2 separate regions of the Homo sapiens genome follow, and region 1 is linked to region 2. The links are chromatin contacts, found by Hi-C or POLR2A ChIA-PET in ENCODE. All regions are on one chromosome and are shown on one strand. Each heading gives the region's core, a stretch centred on a gene start or an enhancer-like site at or near the end of the contact. The rest is flanking DNA. Distances are from core to core; before and after follow the strand shown.

What was found. Hi-C counts contacts between places; a loop is a spot of excess contacts on that map. ChIA-PET counts read pairs that join two places held with the same protein, here RNA polymerase II (POLR2A). Pooled maps may share reads with other maps.
Region 1: a map with no recorded cell type shows a loop between it and region 2 (2.9-fold over the local background). The contact joins two enhancer-like sites. A Hi-C loop is called at or near these places in 1 of 168 maps with a recorded cell type or tissue (endothelial cell of umbilical vein), 3 of 37 single-sample maps with no recorded cell type and 2 of 50 pooled maps. POLR2A ChIA-PET finds 5 or more read pairs at or near these places in 2 of 52 experiments (H1 and WTC11).

The regions. Positions count from the first base shown.
Region 1 is chr5:95,176,678-95,179,540 of GRCh38, forward strand. The region is part of intron 1 of MCTP1 (multiple C2 and transmembrane domain containing 1); the gene reads right to left. All of the region lies in intron 4 of LOC105379085 (a long non-coding RNA gene), which reads left to right. Among named protein-coding and RNA genes, the nearest start is that of MCTP1, 110 kb to the right of the region's middle. Within about 2 kb of position 1,539, at least 2 of the 41 ENCODE cell types and tissues checked have a DNase peak (open chromatin) inside an H3K27ac peak, as active enhancers do.
Region 2 is chr5:95,022,197-95,025,057 of GRCh38, forward strand. All of the region lies in intron 1 of MCTP1 (multiple C2 and transmembrane domain containing 1), which reads right to left. Among named protein-coding and RNA genes, the nearest start is that of MCTP1-AS1, 45 kb to the left of the region's middle. Within about 2 kb of position 1,300, at least 2 of the 41 ENCODE cell types and tissues checked have a DNase peak (open chromatin) inside an H3K27ac peak, as active enhancers do.

The sequences.
Region 1 (2,863 bases), core at 289-2,788, 150 kb after region 2:
TCTCTACTAAAAATACAAAAAATTAGCTGGGCATGGTGGTGCATGCCTGTAATGTCTGTAGTCCCAGCTAATCAGGAGGCTGAAGTGGGGAGAATCACCTGAGCCTGGGAGATCGAGGCTGCAGTAAGCCAAGATTGGGCAACAGAGTGAGACACTGTCTCAAATATAAAAAATAAAAATATATATATACCTACATTTTTTTTTTGAGACAGAGTCTTGCTCTGTCGCCCAGGCTAGAGTGCAGTGGTGCAATCTCCGCTCACTACAAGCTCAGCCTCCTGGGTTCACGCCATTCTCCTGCCTCAGCCTCCCGAGTAGCTGGGACTACAGGCGCCCGCCACCATGCCCAGCTAATTTGAGAGAGAGAGAGAGACATGAAATACACATACATAATATATACACATAATATATATTAGGGTTATCCGGAGAAACAGAATTAGGGTGTGTATACATAGAAATATATATTTATTTTTATATCTATATTTATATATTTATATTTACATGTACCCACATACACACAGAGAGAAAGAGATTTATTTTAAGGAATTGGCTCCTGTGATTGTGGAGATTTAATGAGTCCAAAATCTGATGAGTTGGGCCCTAGGCAGAGCTGTAGGGAAGACTCCAAAGGCAATGTGCTTTTACAAAACTCAGATAAATTGTATGATCTCCGGTTTAATACTCTGTCTGAAAGTCCATCTAAGATTTAGAAGTTGAAATAATTCTATGATCCATTGGCTGGATTAATGAAGTTATGTTTAATGGTAGAAAGCAAATATTCACATTTTCATTTAAGTCCCCAAGAGAATCACGGTTATCTGGAGCATTAAAAAAACATTAAGCATTAAGAGTAGTATCTTAAAAGCTCTATTATCCAGTTATATCACTGAGCGACAAGAAACATAGCTATATGCTTTGCCATCTGTGCATGAGCTGAATAACAGACATGCAGTGAAAGGAGTAACGTGATTGGTCACTGATCAAGTTGCACATTCGTTATTTGCATAGTGATTTGTGGACTGAAGAGGTAGCAGTTGTGCTTTATTGCAATTACCACAGTTAATGTACACTGACTGGTAACCAAAATTGGAATTTTGCTTGTGTCTATTTAAAACCCAAGCTGGTTGAGATCATATAAGGAATTACTAGACAGAAAACAGGAGGAAGTTAAGTACTATACCAGGTGGGATCCCAAATTGTAGAGGTAAAATAGGAAAAATTTAGTAAAAGAGATTACGATAAAGCAGTCAGTGAGGTGGTGGGAAAGCAAAAAAATGTAGTGCCTACAAATCAAATTTCTGTAGTGTTTTGAGAATGGGGAAACTCTTGACTTTGGTCAGCATGCTCCTAAGTGGACTGCAGGCTATGTGGGAACTGGGTGAGGCCTGTGACTGCCGTCTTTCCCCCACTTCCCTGGTGACCTGTGTGACTCAGCAAAGGCAGCCATAATCCCCCTGTGAACATACCTCCATTGGGCTGAGAACCACACTCCCATCCCCCACAGCAGCTGCAGCAAGGCCCACCCAAGGAGACTCTGAGATCAGACAGGCCTATCCTTGTCCCCACCTAGTGGTCTTTCTCTGCCTGCCCTGGCAGCTGAAGACAAAGAACATAATCTCTTGGGAGCTCTATAACCCCACCCACTGCCTGATCCTGCTTATACAGCTGCAGCTGATACGCTCTGGAAAATGAGACAGAGTCTTGCTCTGTCGCCCAGGCTAGAGTGCAGTGGTGCACTCTTGTGTTCCTGGCTGAAGGCCAACCAACACAAAACCAGCACACTAAAGAAAAATACAAGCAAGGACCCACACAGAGTCTATTTCACTTTGCAGACATTCCTTAGTACCAGCTCAGAGCCTGGTAGGCTCTGCTGGGTGACTAGACCCAGAAGAGCAAAAGCAATCACTGCAGTTCGCCTCTCAGGAAGCCCCATCCCTAGGGGAAGGGGGAGAACACCACATCAAAGGAGCACCCCATGGAGCAAAAGAATCTGAACAGCAGCACTTGAGTTCCAGATCTTCCCTCTGACATAGCCTATCCAAATGAGAAGGAACCAGAAAAATAATTCTGGTATTACGATAAAACAAGTTTCTTTAACATCCCCAAAAGACCACACCAGCTCACCAGTAATGGATCCAAACCAAGACAAAATTTCTGAATTGCCAGAAAAAGAATTCAGAAGGCCCATTATTAAGCTAATCAAGGAGGCACTAGAGAAACGTGAACTCCAACTTAAAGAAATCAAAAACATGATACACGATATGAGAGGAAAAATCTTCAGTGAAATAGATAGCATAAATAAAAAACAATCACGACTTCTGGAAATCAAGGATACACTTAGAGAAATGCAAAATGCATTGGAAAGTCTCAGTAATAGAATAAAATGATCAGAAGAAAGAACTTCAGAGCTCAAAGACAAAGCTTTTGAATTAACCCAATCTGACAAAGACAAAGACAAAAAATATTTAAAAATGAACAAAGCCTCCAAGAAGTTTGGGACTATGTTAGGCATCCAAACCTAAGAATAACTGGTGGTGTTCCTGAGGAAGAAGAGAAATCTAAAAGTCTGGAAAACACATTTCAGGGAATAATCAAGGAAATCTCCTCTGGCCTTGCAAGAGATCTAGATATCCAAATACGAGTAGCTCAAAGAACATCCAGGAAATTCATTACAAAAAGATCATCATCTAGGCACATAGTCATCAGGTTATCTAAAGTCAAGATGAAGGAAAGAATCTTAAAAGCTGTGAAGCAAAAGCATCAGGTAACCTATAAAGGAAAACCTATCAGACTAACAGATTTCTTAGCAGAAACCATACAAGCTAGAGTAATTGGGGTCCTATTTTAGCCTCCTTAAACAAAA
Region 2 (2,861 bases), core at 50-2,549:
AAAAGCAATTGTGGTTTCTACCATTACTTTCAATGCAATTACTTTTGCACCAACCTAACTGAAGCCTATCATTATAAACTGAGCCTTCACTTCTCTTCCACAAATTCTGGATCATTTTTCCTTAACAGAATAGAACTTACACTTTAAAAACTTGTATCTTCGTCCTTCACTCTTGACCAGGGCTGCCTTCCCTTCTTGTTTCCCGTGTCTTTCTACCCAGTCTTCAAGGACCATTTCACTAGCACTTTATATCTTTATTTTCCATTACCACATTCTATCTCAAATGTCATATTTGTCATTTTAAATTATGAACCTTTAAAATCATGGAATAGAGTATTTAAGCTTCAAATTGAAAATGAATTATGCTAGAGGCTACAAGGATAGAAAGATATCTTTACGAGCACCTGATCCAGCTGAGTAGAAACATCAATGGGAATCTAAATAAAGTTGGCGAATCCATGGGCAGTTTGTTCTCTCTCTTCTCCTACACTCATGTAATGCATCCAATCTGCTTTGGCACCCTGTTTGAGGAACCCAGGTATACCCTTAGAATCCTTCTCAATACAGTGCTCTAGGCAGCCATTACCAACTGATAAAAATTAGCACTTAAAATGAAACCCTGTCCATTCAGGAGCTATAATAAAAGACTGACTGTAATATACTGAAGGTATGAAGTCATTGGGAGAGAAGGACAGTGGATCAATTATGATGGGAGAAGACTCTCAGGAGGCCTCATAAAGATAACCATGGAGCAGGGTCTGAAAATATGTGCAGGACTTTGACAAGTGAAGATTTGGAAGGAGGGAGCATCAGAAAAAATCAACATGAGCCCGATGGTAAGCAATCATCAAAAAGCGCATCACTAGATTGTATGAGAAATAAGGTGGAAAGGAAGACTGATATACAGTGAGGCCCAGCTAAGGAGGTTTCACTCTGTGGGCAACATGAAACCATCACAGGCTTTTGAAGACAGAAACAATAGAACCAGGCTCCAGTGAACACACACTTACTGCCTTACATGTTTTATGCTCTGGGCCAAATGCTTAGATTTCAGCAATGAGCAAAACCCTGGCCTTTTCCCTCTGTAAGAGGGATGAGAGTAGAGAAATCCCATGGTTCTAGAAATTATTTAAAAGGATTTACAACTGTTCAGTTTAAGTCACAAGAGCTTGATCTGACCAGTGGTAACAAAAACAAAAGATGGATTTGAGAGTTTGAAGAGATTCTATCAACTGAATTTGCCAACTGACAAGATGTGGGAAACAGTGGGTGAGTCACACAGAAGTTTGAGCTGCGCTCCTGGGAGGATGGTGACACCCACGGTAGACAGCAGAAATGAGAGGAGAAGCAACTCCAGGCCACCACTCTGTCAGCTCCAGGGATCGCCCAACTCCATAAAAGAACATCAAGAACTTTAGTGGATCTAGAGAGACATCTCCTTTCAGGCCCACTATAGTGGTTCCAAGAAGAAAATCAGCAGGCTGATTATGGAGGGATGCTAGAAATAAATGTGTATTTCTTTATTGTAAAGTATCTTTAAAAAAGTGTTCATGAAGCTTCCAAACATAAAGATATCTTAGGAAATATGTATCTGAAGTGCTAGGCTCACATATATTAAAAGCTCTAAAACAAACTTGGTTCACCTCTGAAATTTTAAATATCCTGAATGATATATCTAAGTTGTCTGCTCTTGTGGTCTGCTTTTTGTAACCAAGAAAATGGCACTTTCACAGAATTTAGCAGTTATAAGAAGTTAATGATCTGTGCAGTTATTTTTAGTGCCTTCGTCTATTTTGGACACTAGTTCCTTGTTGGATGTATGACTTGCAAATATTTTGTCCTAATCTACGGATGGTCTTTTCCCTGTTAATTGTTTTCTTTGTTGTGCAGAAGCTTTTCAATTTGATGCAATCCCATTTGTCTATTTTTGCTTTTGTTGCCTCTGCTTTTGGGGTCTTATCAAAGAAATCACTTCCAAGACCAATGTCACAGAGCTTTCCTTGATTTTTTTCTTCTGGTAGTTTTACAATTTCAGGTCTTATGCTTAAGTCTTTAATCCATTTTGAGTTGATTTTTGTATAAAGAGTGAGATAAGAGTCTAAAAACGATATGGCATATCAATAAATGTGGCTCACCATATTCAAAGAATCAAGGCCAAAAACCACCTTATAATCTCAATGGATATATGAAAAGCATTTGACAAAATTCAACATTCTTTTGTGATAAAAGCTCTCAACAAATTAGTTATATAAGGACTGTTTCTCAACACAGTAAACACCATATATGACAAGTCCATAGCTAACATCATGCTCAACACTGAAAATTTGAAGGCTTTTCCTCTAAGATCAGAAACAAGACAAGGATACCCACTTTCAACACCCCTATTCAACGTAGTACTAGAAGTCCTAGCCAAGGCAATTAGGCAAGAGAAAGAAATGAAAGGCATTCAAATACACACACACACACACACACACACACACACCCCTAAATGCCATCCCAAACTGTTAGAATTGATAATGGAATTCATTAAAGTTGCAGGAGACAAAATCAACTTACAAAAACCAGTGGTATTTCCATATGCCAACAACAAACTATCTGAAAAAGAAATTAAGAAAACAATCCTATTTACAATATCATAAAAAATACTTAGGAGTAGGTTAATCAAGAAGGTGAAAGATCTGTGTATTAAAAACTATAGAACATTGATGGGAGATATTGAAGATGACACACAAGAAAGGAAGGATTGTACATATTCATGGATTAGGAGAATTAGTATTGTTAAAATGTCCATACTAATCAATGGGATCTACAGATTCAATGCAATCTCTATCATAATTTCAATGACGTTATTCACAGAAATA